Regions from separate parts of the Homo sapiens genome. Here all the other regions are linked to region 1. Evidence: chromatin contacts called from ENCODE Hi-C or POLR2A ChIA-PET data. All regions are on one chromosome and are shown on one strand. Each heading gives the region's core, a stretch centred on a gene start or an enhancer-like site at or near the end of the contact. The rest is flanking DNA. Distances are from core to core; before and after follow the strand shown.

Region 1 (2,615 bases), core at 79-2,578:
ACTTTCACTCCATTCTAGAATTAAACCCTCCTAAAACCAAGATAAGTTTACAAAACCTTTATAATACTTTATATGAGGAATTAAGGAGAAAATTACTCATTAATCTCATCATGACTCTGTAGGGCCAGAAAGAACCTGGGAGATGCAGATTCTGTAACCTGCAACGGGGTGGACAATAAGACTACTGAATGACTAGTTTCAAGTGGAATATCCATAACATAGTTACCCCTTACTAAAAAGCAAGGATTTCCTATTTCAGTATCTGAAAGGTTCAAAATTTGATAATGATTACACAATTATGTTCAATAAACAATCTTTTAAAATATATTCCTAGCCTTTACTTACATATCCTACATATCCCAACTATTTTAACTCACAGCTTACAAGAATCAGTTATAAAAAGAAGAGTTTGTTCTGGAAACTACACATGAGATAATATATGCTGATTCAATCTAGGAAGGAAGGGCAGAAGCCTGCAAAATGTGCCACTGAGAGGGAAAGATGACTATCCATTTGGAAGGAGATTTAGATCAGCTCAAGAACTCGCAAGGACTGGTGGCGAGTGGCAGGGTACATCCATCTGATGAATCTGCAGTTTTGGTCGGAAAAGGATGCTGTTTGCAAACACCCGGTGGGGATGAGTACCTGTGCCAAGACATCCTTGAAAACTCCAGGATACGCACCACCTGACTGCGGAACAGTGAGCACAAGACACCCGGAGCGCTGCAGAATGGGCACGGCATCCTTGGTACCGGGCCAGCCCTCTCCACAGCGGCAGGGGCGGGGTAGGGGTGCCCTACTGGAGGGAGGACATGGGCACGACTCCCCGAATAAAAACCGCTCATCGGGTGGGGGCGGGGACTAACCACCACCCTCACAACCCCCTCACCTCCACGCTCTGTTCATCCATTGCCTCCGGCTCTCGGCGGGGCCGCTGGCGACCCGCAGGCTCCGCAGTCTGACCTCTTAGGCGCCGGCCCGAGGTCGCCAGATCAAATCGCCGATAAAAGCCCGGCGCCCACGTCAGGGGGCTCTGACAACCGCCCCACCTGCGCGCCCCATCTCTTCAGGTCCAGCGCCGCCTACCCCCATTTCGCCATTTTTACCGGCGCGCCCGCCCCGAGGCGCAGAAGTAGGGCGAACGGTGGCCGCAGCTCCTTTCTCCCGGCTCAGCCGCCGGCCAGCAGCCGCGCCGGAACCTCGGCCCACGTGACGCGGGCGCGCGCCTATGGAACTGACGGTGGAGTTCAGCGAAGAAGGTGCCGCAGAGAATTCGCAAACACCAACCGTAACCAGAGCAGCTGGGGGCGCGGCGGCGAGAGAAGCTGCGAAGCGCATGCGCGCAGGACGCTGTGGGAGGGGAAAGGAGGGGAGGAGCGTGGAGCGATCGCCTAGTTCCCGCGTTGCGGGGCGCATACGAGACTTGGCGACTCGCTGCCTCAGGGTTGCGTGCCTCCGGCCCTAGCCTGCGCAGGCGGCCTGAGCTTGGGGCTCTGCTACGCCACCCACGCCCACCTTGGCGGAGGGCGGGGCCCCACGGCTCTCAAACTTGCGCGCCAAAGACGGAGCCACCTGGCGTACTGGTGGAAAGCGCAGACTTCAGAGCCACACCCGTAGTTAAGTATTCGGACTCTGAGATTCCAGGGTGGGGCCCAGGCCATCCGCGTTTTCACCCAGCATCGTGTGATTCGGCAGCAGGTGGTCTGTGGCCCGCACTTTGAGAAACCCTGGTGCAGAAGGTTCATGGTTAGTGGTTCTCTCTGGAAGGAACAGTCTAAGGTTTGTAGGACTTGCGTTCCACCTACCAAAGCTAATCGAGTTAGAAGGCTCCAAACTGAGGTGTCATTTCTCATTACGGTGGTGAGAGGACGGGACCACACACTGTGAAGTCTTCGTTCCCACATCCCACACTTCATTCTTGCCGCCTAAGTTGTCGCCGTGGGACTATTGAAAGGGTATCAGCGATATTCATCTTTCCTATAAATGGGATCTGCTTTCTACAGTTTCCTGCCAGATGTGTAAAGATTGCAAGAATTGAAGGTTTGTGAGACAAAGAGGGCATATCAAATTCGTAATTTGAATTTAATTTTTCCTGTATTTATTGCAAACAACTAATTATACTTAACCGACCTAGAGTGCACATGTAGAGAATCACTAATAATCTAGAAATAAGTTCTTGAATATCAGGCATTTAGGCTTATAGGTGGTGGGTAGCAACAATTTTTTTTAACTACTTGGGTCATGAACAAGATATAATTTAGAAAGATTAATCTGAGACTGAAAAATTCTTTCAGTAAGAATTATTTGTGGTCTTTGACCTACATGGAGCTATTTTTACGAAAATGGCCTCAGTTGTACATTTTTAAATGGTTGATGGTTAATATTATGAGAATTTTACTTAAAAGAATTATTTATAGAATGCAGTGCTAGGCCTGGCGTGGTGGCTCACACCTGTAATCCCAGCACTTTGGGAGGCCGAGGCTGGCGAATCACCTGAGGTCGGGAGTTCGAGACCAGCCTGACCAACATGGAGAAACCCCGTCTCTACTAAAAATACAAAATTAGCCGGGCGTGGTGGCGCATGCCTGTAATCCCAGCTACTGGGGAGGCTGAGG
Region 2 (2,615 bases), core at 52-2,551, 3.0 Mb after region 1:
GAGGATAGAGTATTAAAGATCTCAATTTAGCATGGGCGTTAAGAAATTCGACAAGAGGAATTCAGTAATTTAATCTAACTTAAAGGAGCAAAGCATAAGGTGCCAAAAATGAAACTGCTGATACATGACTGGCAGTTTACACTTGCCAACTAGTTGTGCTCCTCCCACTTAACTCACTTACCTATCATATACTCTTAATATTTCTCATAGCACAAAGGAGAAAATGAAAAAGTAAAGTCACCCAAACTTAAAGTCATTGATGAAGCTCAGCTACTGTCCCATACAGGACAAGTTATTTGCAACAGTTGGTACTTCTGAAAGCCTTAACTGTTGGATGTTACCAGACCTGGGCTAACCTACACAATGATCATCCCTACATCCCGCTTCTCTCGACTTTCCATTTCAATCAAACAAGGGAGCAGCCTGCTCAAAACATTCTGAAAAAGCAACCAAAACACAATAAATATAGAAACAGTGCAAAACCACAGCACCTCGTCCACTAGCCCCCTTCACTCTCACAAAAACATCATGTTCTAATAAAAGCAAGATGGCTAGAAATTGTCAAAAATGGCAAACTGTTTTCAAAGTTTAAAAAGAAAACATATGAAATGGCACCTACTGGCTTTTACAGAGAGATCTTAAGTCACCCAAGAAAGAAACTAACCTGGCGTTAGTTTGACTCATACAAAAAAAATGTAAAACCAAGACAGGTTTCTAGGGCTTAAGTTCTGGGGTCCTGTTTACATGGGGAAACCAAATTAAAAGGGTAAGACATAAAGGCGGTGGGGAGCAGGGGCAATAATGTAAAGTGTGAAGCAGGGATACAGGGCCAATAAGGAGAAAAGCAACAGTTAAGCAAGACAAGAGGGAAAGGTTACTGTCCTGCCAGATAAGGAGCTCAAGTTGAGGACGAGACTACGGTGAGAAGGAGAGTCCGAAACAAGACGAGAAAAAATGCCAACACTCCCCTAAACAGAGCCCGGGACCGTAGGAGAGCGAACGCCGCCTCCCGGGGCTGGCCGCGGAGCTTCGCAGGGCGCCGGCTCCGGCTGGGCCTCGCCCGGGAACTCGGGCATCTGGACCAGACCCGGCCCCCTCCCCCACGGCCCAAGGGCGCACCTCGCGGCCCCCCTCCCTCGGCGCCCGCCGGCCCCGGCACTCACCAGGCAGAAGAGGTTACAGTGACAATCTTCCAGGCTGGCCCCGTTCGGCACGAAGGAGGCACTCATCGTCCCTCACAGCAGCCGCCGCCGGCGCCACAACCCACCATCCGCCATTACCGCCGCCTCCGACCAGAGAGAGAAACACAGACACCGGGGAGGGCCGGGGGGGGGGTAGTGGTTGGGGGGGCGGTGGAAGAGGAGGCCGCCGGGCGCCCGCCCTCCCCACCCACCCCCCCGCCGCCGCCGCCGCCGCCGCCGCCGCGAGCAGCCCCCGCCGCCCGGCCGGCACCCAGCCGCCCGGGGCCGAGGGCCGGAGGCGGGAGGGCCGCGCCGCGCTCGCCTGGCGGGCCGGACTGCGGATCCCGCAGACGCTCGTCCCTCTCTGGGGGACGGAGGGGATGTGTGCCCCTACCACAAGAAAAATAATAAATTACACAATAAATAATCAAAATCAAGTCCGAGACGGCAGAGCCCAAGCCCAGGACGGTTCTCCCGGGCGGAGAGGCGCCCGCACAGGAGCGGGAAGGGCGAGAACCGGGAGAGAAGCCCAGGCCCCCGGCGCGGCAGCGGCGATGTCCTTAAGCCCAGAGTCTCCTCAGCGGCGGAGGTGGTGGCGGCGTCTGCGGGCTCAGACCATTCTCTGGCTCTGTCTTCGTGTCGTTCCTGGGCCAAGCCGGCCTAAAGTTTGCCCTCCTGTGGCCTCACCGGCTGGACGCCGTAGTCTCCCCCATTTTGTGGGCCCAGCGGGCGGTGTTTTTCCCCCTTTAATCCGAATTCACGGGTTTTCCCTTCGCTTTAATGGCGGCCACAGGGACCAGCTCGCCCTCTCTGCTCACCCATTGGCCGCCTTGAGGTCACGTGGGCCCGGGCTCGGTTGGGAGGGGGAGAGAGAAGTGAGCGAGGGAGGGCCGGGAAGCTTTCGGCGGAGGCGGTGAGCTCGGGGGACGGGGCAGCCAGCTGGTGGCCACTAACATAGCGCCATCTGCTGGGTGCCCCGGCCAGTATAAAACGACCCGGGGCCCTGGCCCTCTCTTTGCGGGGAAATTTACAGTCCAGGAAGGTTCATTTCACAAATCAGTGAGAATTACGTGGAAATCAGTTTGAGTTCTTTGGAAGAGAAAGTATTGGCAAAAATTCCAAGACATTCTCATTTATTTCGCGAGGCCGCTGGGGTGCAGGTGCAAACCTCTGGATTTGGGAGTCAGATGATCTGGATGGGGATAAGACTCCTCAACCTAAAAGTTGTGATATGAAGATATAAATTTAAGAAACAAAATATTGCCCTGTAGTTAATAGACTGGGAATTAGAGCCACACTGCCTGGGTTCCAAGCTTGAGCAAATCACTTCCTGCTCTGTGTCTTTACTCATCTGTAAAATGGGGAAAACATATCCCTTACCCCACAAGCTTATTGTAATGAGTTAATACAAATTAAGCAGGTAGCCCAGTGCCC
Region 3 (2,615 bases), core at 52-2,551, 2.8 Mb after region 1:
AAAGGCTGTTATAAGAAAGAGAATGCCTTGGCACATAGTAGGCACTCAAAAATGTTATTTGAAGATCAGTAGAGTATTATAGAAACAGGATGGGCTTTGGAGTAAGGCAATCCTAAGTTTGAATTCCACTGTGTGAATCACTTAACTTCTCAGAGCTTGTTTCTCCATATATGGAATTGAAATACTACTACTTACCTGACAGGGTTTTTATGAAAATTAGCCAGGGCAGAATGTACCTAACCCAGGATCTGATACAGATGAGGATCACTTTAATCCTCACCTCTTCTAAACCACTTTTCTTAACCTAGGATCCACGGATGTAATTCAGAGACAATGACCTCTTGAAATTGCAAGCATAAGTTTCTGTACATGATTGCATTTTTCTGAAGAAAAAGTCCATAGATTTCTCTTCCCGTAAATATATCTCAAGGAAATCAAAATAGCGGGGGAAATTACATGCACTGTTATTAAATAAGGAATTATTTGCAGTCGTGGGAAAAAATTGTAAATTCAACCTGGGGACGAAGAGATGGTTAAAATAGCAATTCAATAGATTATGAAGCCAATAATAACATTCACCACTGCTTGTGTGCTCCAAAAGAAGAACCATTATTCTAGGGTATTTTCCAGCTCTAACATTTTGCGATTCTATCTGTAAAGCTCTGAGAATGAGGTATGGTGGAATCTAACCTCTTAATATGAATCAACAACTCAACGCTGGCCTAGTTACTCAGATATAATCTAGAAATCAGCCCGTCCTGTACCCCGGCTGTGGCAACAATAGTGTCAAAATGGGGTAGCTTCCCCCAAACATTGCATAAAGGATAAACACACCCCTCTGCCTCCCGCCAAGAATTAACGCAGCGCCCGGGCTAAGAACAGGCCTGCGCTCAAAGGAGGTAAGGATAGGCTCCCTCCTCAGGTTTTCTGCCCCGTATCTCCCTCCTCCCCCAGCCAGTTGAGATCCCCGAGACCCTGGTGATCCAGTCACCACCCATGGGCCCGCAGGCTGTGCAGAAGAACTCAAGCCCTTTCCGTGGACTTCCCTCCGACTTGCCTGTCTGGAGGGAAACCGAAGCAACGCTCTGAGCTCCGATTCACTGAAGAAAAGGAAAGGAAACCGACTTCTGAGAGCAAATAAAGCGGAGCCCTGGAAGAGAAGAAAGGGCACGAGCCCTTCCTCCTCCCTCTTCCTGGGGGTGCTGCTACTTCCCCGGCCTTGTGTGCAGGACTGGGGCCGCCGTTACCTTTCCTCGACCCACCAGACCCCTCAACCACACAACCCGAGACGAATTCCCGCCTCCCGCCCCCTCGACTCCCAGCGCCCAATAGCCCAGCGAGCTCGACCAATCACCCGCCAAGGCCAGGAATCAACCAGTCCCGGTGCGAGGTGAGGGGGCGAGAACTTCGGCATCCAATGGAAGTCTCCGAAAAAAAAAAAAAAAAACAAGGGCTCAAGGTACGCGGCGGAAGGTTGTCGCCACTCCAGCAAATCCCTAGTGTTTGTTTAAAGTAGAAAGTCGTCTCAGTTTGACTTTTGAAACCGGCGATAGAGTCTATGCAGCAAATTCCTTGGAAACTGGAAGTCTCATTCTTCACGTCCGTAGACCAGCGGAAAGGAAGTATCTTTAAGCTTTGCCAAGTTCTTTGAGCATTTATCAGTGCCACTCAATTTAAATTACCCAGCTTTGCAGTAGCCAGGATAGCGAAGACTCAGGCGGGAATTGCCAGACTGCTGAGCCAAACTTAAGTAAGAAGGCTCTGTGACATCGGGCTACAATCTATCTTTCATAATATTCAAGGCTTTCCCGGATGCTAAAATAAGCCAGAGACAAGCTCTCAGGGTCTCCAGTATCAGATCACTTCTACTTCCATTAAGGCTTATCCGCCTTCCATCCCTCCTAAGACCAGTTTATTATTTGCCAGTAGTACTTTAATTTACTCAAAGAAAAGGAGGTTCATCATGATCTTGCCAAATCATGTTATTTTTTTAAAAAATCTGTATAACCTAAACTTGGCTCAAATAATAATGTCTCCAAAAGGCAAAACCTCATACTGTTTCTCAAATTCAAGTAACTAGTTTGGGGAAGGAGTTTGCTGGGAAGAAAGAGCAGGAGGGGGCTAGTTGATTTGTTTGCCTCATTGTCAATTGTGATATATCTTACCAAAAATGACAAAACTTGTAGTCATAAAAATAAACTCTACCCTTTGACCTAGTAATCTGAGCTCCAGATATTTATCCTAAAGACGTAATCTAAACGAAAGAAAATGTGATACCGCAATTGACAATAATATCTATTGGTAATACTGAAAAAAATTATGAACTTCCCAGTCTAGTAATATGGAGGTGGTTATGACAGATGAATTCAATACATTATGAAGCCAATAAACTTATAAAAATTAAACTTGCAAGAAAAAATCCCATATAAGGTTAAGTGAAAAAAGGCAAAGCAAACCCCAAACTGGGTGTTAGGGATTCAGTAATGTGAAAATACATATGAATGAGCAAAGATGAAGTAATTTACTGTTAAGACAATGAAAGGAAGGATAATGTTTAAAAATAAATCCTTAAAAATACCTTCAAATTGTCATTTCTCTTTTATAATTTTTAAAAC
Region 4 (2,615 bases), core at 81-2,580, 2.3 Mb before region 1:
TCTAACAGGCACTGTCGCCTAACCTTACTTACACTGACCCACCCTTCACAAGTTTCACTTTCCTGACTACTGAGTTCCTGCTCATCCCCTTCACATTCCCTCCTCCTCCCTCTTAAACACCTAGTCACTTCTGCACAAAGTTCAGTTCCGTTCACGAGGTACCTTCTTCCCTATTACAATAGTATATTATTAAAATCTGCTTTACCACTTTTACTAGTGTCTAGCTTTATCTTCTACAGTTAATACAAATATACGCACATACACATGCATATATATGCACACATAATAATATATACATACACACATACACGTATATATACATCTATATGTGTATTCTTAATGAATGTTATGTCTTCTCTAATCGTTTGGAAGATATTATCAAGTATTTCTTTGCAGTTTTCCTATGATCTCTGCGTTTCTTTTCTGTTCCTTTGGTCCCTTGCTTCGGTGTGTGTTTTCTTTCCATCTTTTATGCTAGAGGAAGTCCGCAAGCAACAAGTGGTCCTCGGCTCCCACTCCTATGTATGTATGTAGTAGGAAGGAAGCCGCTGAGTGCAGCTGTGCGCGCCGGGGCGGTGCCTGTGCCTCTCTGGATTCCGTGTTTCTTCGGGGGTGCTGAGCAGCGGTGCTTCCGCGTCCGCGTTCTCCGGGTAGCTGATGTGCTGCAGGCTGCAGCCCGCGTGGTCGCGGCTCAGGTCCGTGTTGGGCTGGTAGGACTCCAGCGGGGAGCGAGCATTCCTCCGGAACCTGGGGCTGGACGACAGCAGCAGGAGGCGTGCTCCCATCTCCGGTAGTCCCCGGCTCCCGCTGCTCCCCTTTCTCCCCGGCCTCGGGCGCTGGCGGGCGCGGGCGAGGGGGTAGCGCAGGGGAGGCCCGCCCGCCACGGCAGGGGGCGGAAACCGCGGCCGGGCTCGGGGTCAGCGGCGACGAGCGGGCGGCTGCCCCGCTCGCCCTCGGCCTCCGCGCCCGCCCGCCGCTCCGCAGCGGAGGAGCCCTCAGGTTTGCGTTACTGCGGCCGCCACACCTACCTCAGCCCGCCGCGGCCAGGTCGGGCGGTGCCGCGCAGGCCGCCTCCCCCCCTCGCTTCCCAGTCGGCTTACGCATCCCCGGCGGCGGCGGCGCCGGCATCGGCTAGAGGTTCGGCTCAAGTCGGGGGCACTCGTGTCTGCGCCGAGCGGCGGGCGTGAGCGCGGCCCCTGGGCCCCGCGCGGCGCGGTGCTGCGAGGAGGATCCTCGTGGCCTTGCCCCGCCGGCGGCTTTCCAGAATTTTCTACGATTACGAAGTTTTGGCATTCAACCCTCCATCCTCTCAAACGCCCCACTGTTACTCCGCCCCCTTCCCCTAGGCCCCGCCCCCAGCCGCAGTGCCCTGCCTCTTCCATCCGTCTCCAGCCTCCTCCACGGCCCCGCCCCCTCAGGCCGGTCCGTCTCCCCTCCCACCTCACACCTCCGCCCCGCCCGTCAGCCCTGGCTCCGCCCAGCCACGGGGCTCGCCGCCACAGGCCCCGCCTCCAGCTCGCGGCCCCGCGCGCCGGATCGGCGTGCGTGCGGCTGGAGCCTTAAGCGTTTCCCCCGCCCGGCTTCATCCCTGCTGGCGGCCCAGCGTCGTTCTCCTCCTGCGCGAGGCGGCCAAGGCCTGCTGGCCCGGAGCCGCGCCTCCACCCGCGCGAGGTAGGGCTTCGAGGACCGGCGCGGCGCAGGTCTCCGGAGGCCTCCCGAGAGGGGCTAGGGTCGCCGGGCCGCGCGTGGGAGCGGGTGGGGCCCGGGAGGAGACGGCGCCCCGGAGGGGAGTGCGAGGCCTGGGCCGACGGTTACGGGCGCCGACCGGCGTTGCCTGGCCTGAACGCCCGGCCTTTCGGTGGAGGGCAGCTTGCCCCTGTATGTTGCGCCCTTCCGTGGGTCAGACCGGCGGCAAGGTGAGGCGGCGGCGGCAGCAGCAGCCGCCTTGGGCTCCTGGACGCGCTCCCGAGGTGGGGCGGGTTGGGGAGTGGGGATTGGAGCGTGATGGCTGGACGTCGCCTTCTCGGCGCGGCAGGTCCCGGGAGACGGGGGGACGAGGCGCAGTCCCGCCCTCGGGAGAGCGGAGCCACCTTCACTGAGGGCGCCCGGTTTGGCCCCGGAAAGGCAGGAAGGGGGCGGGGAAGGGATGGCGAGCTCGGGGTGCACCGCCTGTTTCTTTTCTGGTTAGGTATCGTCCTTGGAGAAGATGGAAGCGGAGAGGCGGCCGGCGCCGGGCTCGCCCTCCGAGGGCCTGTTTGCGGACGGGCACCTGATCTTGTGGACGCTGTGCTCGGTCCTGCTGCCGGTGTTCATCACCTTCTGGTGTAGCCTCCAGCGGTCGCGCCGGCAGCTGCACCGCAGGGACATCTTCCGCAAGAGCAAGCACGGGTGGCGCGACACGGACCTGTTCAGCCAGCCCACCTACTGCTGCGTGTGCGCGCAGCACATTCTGCAGGGCGCCTTCTGCGACTGCTGCGGGCTCCGCGTGGACGAGGGCTGCCTCAGGAAGGCCGACAAGCGCTTCCAGTGCAAGGAGATTATGCTCAAGAATGACACCAAGGTCCTGGACGCCATGCCCCACCACTGGATCCGGGGCAACGTGCCCCTGTGCAGTT
Region 5 (2,615 bases), core at 54-2,553, 2.1 Mb before region 1:
ATGTATCTCCCATATGGCATGGAACACCTGCTCACTGCAGCCTGGAGCTCCTGGGCTCAAGTGATCCTCCCACCTCAGCCTTCTGAGTAGCTTGGACAGCAGGCGCGTGTCACCACATCAGTTAATTTTTGTTATTTTTTGTAGAGAGGGGGTCTCAATATGTTGCCCAGGCATTATGGATTTTATGCATTCGGGACCATCCCATGCTTAAAGCATGACAGAACCCGGCGGCATATTTTTCTCTGCCGCAGCTTTCAGTGCAGGGGCACCTCACAGGCAGGGCGGGGTCAAGGCTCTGTCCAGACAATGGCTGCAGAGTAAAAAGCACTTCCATTTATGGGGGTCAAGGGCGAGGGGAGGGAGAAAGGAGCAGGGAAAGAGGAGAAGTGGCCACATGTACTTTGATTTGTTTTTTGCTTTTTGTTACATGTACTTTTGAAGCAGTATTTAGAAGTAGCCTCTCCTACAGCCCCTGCTGTAGCTTGTCTCCTAGCTGTGAGGTGAGTTATTCAGTACCCTCTAACGTAAAAATGACCTTCAGACAGACAGACAGACACACACACACACACACACACACACACAGAGGAAAACAGCTCTGTCATCCACTTTTTCTTCCTTTCCCGTCCCCAGACCCTCGATTCTCTCTTTAAAATGACTGCTGTGAAGATAACGTAACACAGAGTAATACTAATGACAAATTATCAAAAAAGAAAAAAAAAATAAAAATCTTTATTAGTGTTTTTTAAAATGACGTAAAAGACTATGGGAAAAAATGCCAACAATAGTTATGTATAACTTTTTTGTTCATATTTCCAAAACGTTTATAACATACATAACTTTAAAAGAAAAATAATTTAAAAAATACATATCTGAAAATGAAACCCCGCTGTTTGCCAACGACCAGCTGGCTTAATCTGACTTCGCAGATGTAGCAGTGTTGGAAAACGTCGGTTCTTTTGCTGAGGGAAGGAAGAGATGGGAGGGGTAGAAAGGGCGGTGGTTATTCCCTTTAGTATTTCGATCCGGTCACACAACCTAAATCCAACATCTGCATCAAATGTCTCCTTTCCGAAATACTCTCCCTAAAATGACAGAGAACCTGGCCAGGCGGACAGAACGGCCCCTGCGCATTTGCAGGGGTCCTGGTGGGCTTGCCGGGCAGAGGGCGTGCGGGTCTCAGCAAGCTGCCGGGTCCGCCCAGGCCCCGCCCCATGCCCATTCAGGCCCCGCCCCCGACCCGCAGGCCCCGCCCCCGACCCGCCCCGTCCGCCTCCGTCACGTGATGGGGCGCCGGGTCCAGCCTGTTGCTGATGCTGCCGTGCGGTACTTGTCATGGAGCTGGCACTGCGGCGCTCTCCCGTCCCGCGGTGGTTGCTGCTGCTGCCGCTGCTGCTGGGCCTGAACGCAGGTAGGTTCAAGCAAGAGGCGCACCAGCTGCCATGCCTCTTTTTTCTCCAGGCGTGAGAGTTTGTTACTGGGTTTGTGCTTTTGAAAACATGTCTCTTTTCCCCGGTTCTTACCTTGTGTAATTATATTGCTTTTGAATCTCACTCTTTTTTTTTTTTTTCCTTAAAAAATTCAAAGTGCTTTTTTTGTCCTTTTCTGGCTCTGGGTGGTCTGAGTGCTTCCGTTCTCTCCTACGCCTAGATAGAAGCTGTGTGCAGAAATGTATGATTTGGGGAAACTGCTGGTCAATGAGGTTTCCCCGATTCAAAGGCCATGATTGGCTGCTAAATGAGGATATAAGGTCGTTTTATTTTAAGCTGAAATCTGCGGTCAAAAGTACCCTTACATCCTACCACGAATGGGACATTTCATTGAGATAAGGCCCTTTCTTTTCTTGATCAAAACAAACAAGATAACATCTTCCCCCACAGCGATCTTTTTTGGCAAAAAACAGATTTGTGTTTAATAGGATGACTTGCAAATTGATTTTCAGCAAAACCTCTCCTAGTCTGAAGCAAGCACTGAGAATTGGAACTGGCCACAAGCTTGCCTTGTGACCTTAGGCAAGTTGTTGAACAGTTTTGTTTTCCTTTTCTAAAATGGGGATCATCTGGCCCTTAGGCGAGTGTCTGGGAGATTTTGTAAAATAAGTAGCTCTGCCAATTTTACCAGTAGTCACTGCCAGGCAAGGGAGAAGTGCCTGGGGTTAGGTCAAAAGGTACCTGCGCCTTATCTGTCATTCTCAAGGGAGCGCAGCCTTATCTGTTATTGTCAAGGACAATATAATCGTGTGTTACTTGTATATAGAACCTTATAGCTAAGTCTGTAATGTTTTAGTCATCTGTTTTGCTCCTCAGGACACTTTCTGGTTTTCTTAATCTTCATTGTTGTTTTGTTTTGAGTCAGGGTCTCACTATGTTGCCCAGGCTGGTCTGGAACTGCCTGACTCAAGTGATCTTCCTACTTCAGCATCCCAAGTAGCCCGGACTGCAGACACAGGCCACCACCCTGGCTCTTTCTTATTTACAAGACGTTGTCTCATTGTCTTCCTCTCTACTCCTGTCTCTTTAGCTGTTGGGACCAGTGTTCTTTTACTGACCAATGGGGCTTGAAATTTGAGAAGGGAGGAAATAGAAGGCAGAAAACTCCAGTCACCGAGGGGATCCCCC

Evidence for each region. A loop is a pair of places that touch in the nucleus more often than their neighbours do. ChIA-PET counts read pairs that join two places held with the same protein, here RNA polymerase II (POLR2A). Pooled maps may share reads with other maps.
Region 2: a map of CD4-positive, alpha-beta memory T cell shows a loop between it and region 1 (9-fold over the local background). The contact joins the promoter of MED13 here to the promoter of TRIM37 in region 1. A Hi-C loop is called at or near these places in 1 of 168 maps with a recorded cell type or tissue (CD4-positive, alpha-beta memory T cell) and 7 of 50 pooled maps. POLR2A ChIA-PET finds 5 or more read pairs at or near these places in 1 of 52 experiments (MCF 10A).
Region 3: a loop to region 1 is called in a map of CD4-positive, alpha-beta T cell, with 13 times the contacts of the local background. The contact joins the promoter of BRIP1 here to the promoter of TRIM37 in region 1. A Hi-C loop is called at or near these places in 1 of 168 maps with a recorded cell type or tissue (CD4-positive, alpha-beta T cell) and 5 of 50 pooled maps. POLR2A ChIA-PET finds 5 or more read pairs at or near these places in 1 of 52 experiments (activated T-cell).
Region 4: a map of B cell shows a loop between it and region 1 (19-fold over the local background). The contact joins the promoter of C17orf67 here to the promoter of TRIM37 in region 1. A Hi-C loop is called at or near these places in 1 of 168 maps with a recorded cell type or tissue (B cell), 1 of 37 single-sample maps with no recorded cell type and 10 of 50 pooled maps.
Region 5: a map with no recorded cell type shows a loop between it and region 1 (6-fold over the local background). The contact joins the promoter of SCPEP1 here to the promoter of TRIM37 in region 1. A Hi-C loop is called at or near these places in 1 of 168 maps with a recorded cell type or tissue (CD14-positive monocyte), 1 of 37 single-sample maps with no recorded cell type and 9 of 50 pooled maps.

The regions. Positions count from the first base shown.
Region 1 is chr17:59,105,552-59,108,166 of GRCh38, forward strand. It overlaps TRIM37 (tripartite motif containing 37), which reads right to left and starts at 1,329. Exons shown (of 24, transcript NM_015294.6): 1 at 890-1,329. The coding sequence starts at 910. It overlaps LOC124904039 (a long non-coding RNA gene), which reads left to right and starts at 1,545. Exons shown (of 2, transcript XR_007065864.1): 1 at 1,545-2,040. RefSeq lists enhancers at 417-1,076, 733-782, 993-1,122, 1,077-1,736, 1,213-1,312 and 2 more and a silencer at 1,443-1,552.
Region 2 is chr17:62,063,977-62,066,591 of GRCh38, forward strand. MED13 (mediator complex subunit 13) reads right to left here and starts at 1,302. Exons shown (of 30, transcript NM_005121.3): 1 at 1,164-1,302. The coding sequence starts at 1,229. RefSeq lists enhancers at 693-792, 1,703-1,962 and silencers at 943-1,222, 2,013-2,092.
Region 3 is chr17:61,862,227-61,864,841 of GRCh38, forward strand. BRIP1 (BRCA1 interacting DNA helicase 1) reads right to left here and starts at 1,302. Exons shown (of 20, transcript NM_032043.3): 1 at 1,058-1,302.
Region 4 is chr17:56,832,590-56,835,204 of GRCh38, forward strand. C17orf67 (chromosome 17 open reading frame 67) reads right to left here and starts at 1,331. Exons shown (of 8, transcript NM_001085430.4): 1 at 1,029-1,331; 2 at 309-753. It overlaps DGKE (diacylglycerol kinase epsilon), which reads left to right and starts at 1,562. Exons shown (of 12, transcript NM_003647.3): 1 at 1,562-1,671; 2 at 2,189-2,615. The coding sequence starts at 2,207. RefSeq lists silencers at 559-853, 827-1,896 and enhancers at 1,221-1,818, 2,287-2,615, 2,418-2,615.
Region 5 is chr17:56,976,828-56,979,442 of GRCh38, forward strand. SCPEP1 (serine carboxypeptidase 1) reads left to right here and starts at 1,304. Exons shown (of 13, transcript NM_021626.3): 1 at 1,304-1,408. The coding sequence starts at 1,333. RefSeq lists a silencer at 1,187-1,246.